Regions from separate parts of the Homo sapiens genome. Here region 1 is linked to region 2. A link is a loop called in an ENCODE intact Hi-C map of the cell type or tissue named here. Cell type or tissue: heart right ventricle. All regions are shown on one strand. Links, peaks and the distances in the headings refer to the core of each region. The heading gives the core; the rest is flanking DNA.

What was found. Peaks named below come from ENCODE experiments on the same cell type or tissue, not always from the same donor. Only the 100,000 strongest peaks of a DNase experiment are listed, where the experiment ranks them.
Region 1: a loop joins it to region 2, with 5 times the contacts of the local background. A loop is called at or near these places in 27 of 110 quality-filtered maps.

The regions. Positions count from the first base shown.
Region 1 is chr20:38,107,979-38,110,891 of GRCh38, forward strand. LOC124904899 (a long non-coding RNA gene) reads left to right here and starts at 2,040. Exons shown (of 2, transcript XR_007067580.1): 1 at 2,040-2,557. RefSeq lists a silencer at 1,809-2,103. In heart right ventricle, for the core only: no CTCF peak of the experiment used is centred there; DNase peaks (open chromatin) are centred at 953, 1,443 and 2,083; H3K27ac peaks cover 2,500 bases.
Region 2 is chr20:38,167,940-38,170,830 of GRCh38, forward strand. It overlaps a transcript of TGM2 not described here. Among named protein-coding and RNA genes, the nearest start is that of TGM2, 4.1 kb to the left of the region's middle. In heart right ventricle, for the core only: no CTCF peak of the experiment used is centred there; DNase peaks (open chromatin) are centred at 242 and 1,153; H3K27ac peaks cover 2,500 bases.

The DNA of each region.
Region 1 (2,913 bases), core at 112-2,611, 60 kb before region 2:
TTTGTGCTGCAGGTGAGGGACTCTGTTCCTGTTCCCTCTCTGCCAGGAACACATACAGCAGTGGGCTGGCCAGGTGTCATATGACACCCGTGTCTAAGCAGACTAAAGAAGTACACATCAGCCAGGCGTGGTGGCTCATGCCTGTAATCCCAGCACTGTGGGAGGCCAAGGTGGGGGTGGATCACCTGAGGTCAGGAGTTCGAGATCAGCCTGGCTGACATGGTGAAACCCCATCTCTACTAAAAAAATTAAAAATACAAAAATTAGCCGGGCGTGGTGGCAGGTGCCTGTAATCCCAGCAACTTGGGAGGCTGAGGCAGGAGAATCGCTGGAACCCGGGAGGCGGAGGTTGCAGTGAGCCGATATTGCGCCATTGCACTCCAGCCTGGGTGACAGATCAAGACTCTGTCTCAAAAAAAAAAAAAAAAGTATACATCAAGGCCAGAACAGGAAAAGACATTTCCAAGAGAGGTGATATACCCAGCACAGGCTTTGAGGGTTCTTTACTTTCCTGTATGGAAATATTCCAGGCCAGAGGCAGGCTCTTATGCAACCACACAAGGGCCGGCAGCCTGTGTCTGCCTTTCCCAACATCTTTACTATCTGTCCCCTTACAAGAAAGAGTTTGCCGATCTCCAGATTAATGTGATATGCACTTCAGCCCGCAGAGATCATGATGGCTTCTGAGTTATTGGGTTCTGAATTAATGAGGTTTCTGTGTATTTCCTAACATGTGCTATTTCAAACTCTCAGATACTTAGATTGGGCAGTTCTCCTCTCCTTGGCCCAGGGGCCCACTGTGTCATTGTGGCCTGTCAGATCTGCATCCGGGCTCAAAGCCAGGTTACATGCATTCTGCTTCCCTGGATAGGATCTCTGTGACATTGCTACCCTGGAGGATTTGTTTCTACTTCAATTAAATCAGATTAGTCCACTCACATGCTCTTGTCTTGGGCAAAGAGCCCTGAATTTGGAACCCAGTTGAAGTCCCAACTCCATCACTGCAGAACTGGGTGACTTGGGACAAATCACTGCTTGGCATGGGGCTGACGTATCAAGAAGGCCTAAGTATTTCCGCATCTCCCTGGAAGCCTTCTCCCCATGTTTAACATGAACAGCTGCAATGAGAGACAGCACTGGGATGCTTACAGGCAGCAGCTCCAGACCCCCATGATCTGAGTTTAAGTCTGGATCTCATTACCTAACCTGCTCTTTGGCCAAGTGACTTCACTTCCCTGTGTCTTGGTTTCATCATCTGTACACTGGGAAGGATAATAATAGGCTCTATCTCATAAGGTTATGGGGACTTCATGAATTGCTATTGCTCAAGTAACAAGCTATATATCTGCCAAATCAATACAAGTTGTTTGCTGATACAGAACAATCTGTGTAAACTCAGAGAGTGACAGCCTGAGATGGGGCACAGCTGGACCCAATCAGGAGGTCCTGGAGTATGAACTGTGTCCGCTTAAGGTCACAGCTGTTGTAAGAAGATCCTGGAGAAGGACCCTGGCCAATTGCAGGAGGGTGGCCAGGCCTCAAAATCAAGTTCTCCCAGGAAGGAATGGATGATGGGGAACAGTTTAACCTGTAAGTGAAGAAAAAGCAAGGACAGTGGGACTCAATGGCTCTGGATGAAGATGGAGCATAAAAATGGTTCTTGCCTTGAGGTTAAAACTGGGGCAAGAGACGGATGTTCCAGTGGGGAGGGCTTCTGCCCCATGACCAGGAAGACATGTTGGCCCCACCGAGGCTGGCTGACCCTTCTCGGCTGGGGTGCTGTAAGGAGCTTCTTGGTTAAGGTGCAGAATGGGATGAGATGAAGCATGTAAGGCCCCTCCCAGATCCAATGGTCCAGACTAATATTTCTGTTGGCTTTGAGATTGGACTGCTGATAAGTGTGGTAGGAACAAAGCCATTGCTATTTTAACATTCCAAACTTTGAAGCTTGCCAAGAACTTTATAAAGAGTGTCTGCTCAAATTTCCCAGGCCGCCTCCTGATGAAGTGCTCAGTGGCCTGACATTGCTATGAGACCCTCCCCGCTTCCTCCCATGGATTATGACACAGGGATGGTGATGACAGCTCCTGGCAAGGTCAGGAGTCAGCTCAGCCTGGCCTGAGTCATGGGAAAGTAATTTATATGAGAGCTGTCATTGCTTAAGAACCCAAAGTAGGTAGGACCTCCAAACTCTCTTGATATTTGCCATAGTTGCCTTTGAAACCTCAAAAAGGCCATCCAGACCTGGCCCCTAGTTTACCCGGAATGCAGTGGTGTCTGGACTTTATTTGAATGGCCTGCAAGTCTGTAAAGTCATTCCTAGTGGTAGATTTCTTATCTCCTCAGCCAAAACAAGCACAGAGAGTTCTGGTTATGAGGCAATAAAGTTTATTAGGCTCTGGGATTACATTATAGCATGACCTGTTATACACGGTTTCAGAGATGCTGTGGTTCCAGTCAAGCTCCCCCCACCATCATCTACCCGGCCAACAATGGAACAGACTGGTAGTGAACTCCTGGTCCCTGGAGGCAGCAAAAGAAGCCACTTACCTGAGAAGTATGTTATAGAGGGTATTCTGCAAACTTAAGTAGAAGAGGGGCTGCAACCTTCAATGCCTACAAAGGCTGAGAAGGCAGTGAGGAGGAGGGAATTTGGCCCACTTGGACAGGAGAGACAGATGGTGTGCCTGCCTCTGCAGACGGCCACTGCTCAGGTCAACCAGGTGTTGGCATGCCGGATTGCATCGCCAGATTGTCCGATTTTTCTAAAAGGAAGCTGAAAACCTAGATTTGTATGTAAGAATCTCTCGATTTTAAATGTTGGAAACTAATTTGGATCTTGTTGGAACACCAGTTTGCCACTTTTGCAAGTAGAGTTACTCTCTGCTGAGTATCTAGGGCAGGAGTCTGCGC
Region 2 (2,891 bases), core at 1-2,500:
TTGGTACCCACTCCCCAGAGTGTCATGAGGACTGAGTGAGCTAATTCATGGAGAGTTTGTACAGCAGCAGCCAAACAGTCAGCCCTCAATGGATGCTGGCTGTGAGAAGAATCCCATTAGATTATTCCTGGATCCCAGCACAGGGCTTAGCACAGAATTCCAGGCCTGTCCCGCACCCAGCCAGCTGCCCCCACTTCCTCTCCCACATTCCACAGAACTATGGCCACCTGAGTGACGCATGGCGTTGAGCAACCCCAGGATGTGGCCAGCCGGGGTCAGGACTGGCTTCTAGGAAGTTGGCAGACAGAGGCCAGAACCCAGGCTTGGCCCAGAGACCTGGATTCCAGTCCCAGTGACCAGGCACCCTTGCCCCTCTCTGGGTTTCAGTTTTCCCATTTGTTCAAAGGGACTGGGAAACTGTGCCCTGTCTTACCTCACCGGGGCTGTAAAGGTTTCAAAACTCCCCTGAGTCCCAGAGAGGGTGATCATGGCCTCAAGATCCCCAGACACTGCAATCAGGGCCCTTTGTCATCTATTCAGGGGAAGTGTTGTGCAATGCTTAGAGCAGGAGGGCTGTGAGGTCACTCTTGGCTGTGTGACTCTGGATAAGTTACTAGGCCTCTCTGAGCTTCAGTTTCCTCCTCTATAAAATTGGTATCGTAAGAGTCCCTGCCACTGGGGATTAGAGATCATGTTTCTACAGTGCTTACAGGTCACATAGTAAGTACTCAGTAAATGTCACCTAAGCTTTATGATGATGTCATCAAGAGTCAGGACCCTCTCCAGAAAAGGGAGAGTCCCCGTGTGTGGGTGAAGCAGGTTGCAGTCAATGTAGCATATTTATTTGGTGGGTGTTGCTCAGAAAGACTCTCTGTCTCACAAATAAATCTTGTTCTCACAGCCACTGATGCCTAGAATCCCAGCGTTAGAGAGATTCAGTCCCTTCCACAAGGATTCTCAAGCCTCAAGGTGGAGACAAAGGTGAATATTTAGAAACTTTGGAATAACCCACTACCAGCCAGATATTCCATTTAAACCTCACAGTATGATTCTTATCATTTGTTAAATGAGGAACCCTGGGTTCAGAGAGGGGAAGTGCCTCACCCAAGGCCACACAGTCAGGAAGTGGGAAAGCAGGGCCTGTGCTGGCTCCGCCAAGGTTCAGAGGTCAGTCCTGTCTCCCCGTGCCCTGCAGGGCAGTCCTCAGGGGCCTGGGCCATGTCCAGTTCTACAGCTTTTAGCAAGTGAGGCCTCCGAGGACTGCAGCTTGTGCTCCTAACACATGGCATGTGGTATACACTGGATGCTTAATAAATGTTTATGACCTGAGGGAGGAATGAGTTACCCACAGCTGGAGAAAGAATAGAAGGAAGGAAGGAAACACAGAAACAAGATTAAAGTTCAGCAAGGTTGGAGAAACTGCCTAAGGTCACACAGCATGACCAGGCTCTCGGGCCCTGGCTCAGCTCAGCCACTCCTCAAGGACAAGGTGCCTCCAGGCCAGAGACAGACGTAGACAGCTGATGTGAGAGGGAGGGAGGGCGGGGTGGGCAGGAGTGTGCCAGGGCATCTGGAGGCTTTTCTACCAACTACTGACTAACCGGGATGAGCAGTGTCTGGTGTGAGGGAGCATAGGGAGGGTGGGGCAGGCTCTCCTGAGGTGGGATGGGGTGGGGCAGGGGTGTTAGGTTGCGGACTTAAGGAAAATGTCAGGAGGCAGGTGTGACCTTTCAAGCCCTTTGAGAGAATGGCCTGTCTGGGGCAGGATCTGGGTCTCCCAGGCTGTGGAGGACAGAGAACAGGGCATCTGTGGAGGGAGGGAGGATTCTTCCAGCGTGTCCACTTTGCAGATGGAGAAACTGACCTGGTTGTCTTGTCCTCAGCTCTGACTCCACAATGTACCACCCTCCAGGTGTAGTGCATCCCCCTTCCACCGTCCCTGCAGCCGGCACGGGGTCCCAGCCCCTTGAGCTTGATGGGCCATGGGTAGGCACTTTTATTCACTTCTCTGAAGCATCAGTTTCTGTTTCTGTGAAAGTGAGAATCACATCCCAGACCTCATGAGGCACTGGAGGCCCTGCAGGGCTGACCCAGCTTACCCTTCAATCGCATCTTCCACATTCATCCCTTCCAGCCTCACCAGGCATGGTACTTGCCCTCAAATGAGCCCTGCAAACACCCACCTCTAGGGCTTTGCTCCAGCTGTGTCCTCTACCCAGGATGGCCTTCCCTCTTCACCTATCGAAGTTTAACCCAGGCTTTACCCATCCTCCGGAAACCCACCCAGAGACTTCCTTCTTGCTCTATTGGCCCCACACCCACAGGACATAGTCACAGCGTAACTTGTATAAGTTCTAGTGTTTGTGTATCTCTGTCTCCCTCCACCCACCTGGCTCTCAGTAGCTGCTCAATAAAGGCTTGTTGAATGAATTAATGACCGTACCAGGGGTTCTAAGGAGGAGAGAGAGACAACTTGTTCAAGCCCAAGCCAGGTTCTTGGGGTTGGCCCGGGAGCTCTGATAGGACTTGTGGTGCCAGTTGCCCCTGGTAGGACCAGGAATCGGGGTGAGGCGCTAGGGCCTCTCGCAGCCTTTGCTGTCTGCACCAGAGATGAAAGATCTGGGTCTGACTTACCCTCCAATCATATCTTCTACAATCCCAGGACAACCACTGGGAGAAAAACAAAGGACAGACCTGGGGATGTGTGGGTAGCAGAGTAGGAATACCCACCGCTGGGCCTCAGAGGGGGCAACAGCCTTTCCCCAGGCCACACAGCAAGTCAGGGCAGAGTCAGGGTGGGGTTCCAAACACTATAGAAGTAAGCAGTGGCCCTGTACCAGCCAGGACGTTGCATGAGGTATGATTCCACAAGACTGTTCAATTTCTATGGG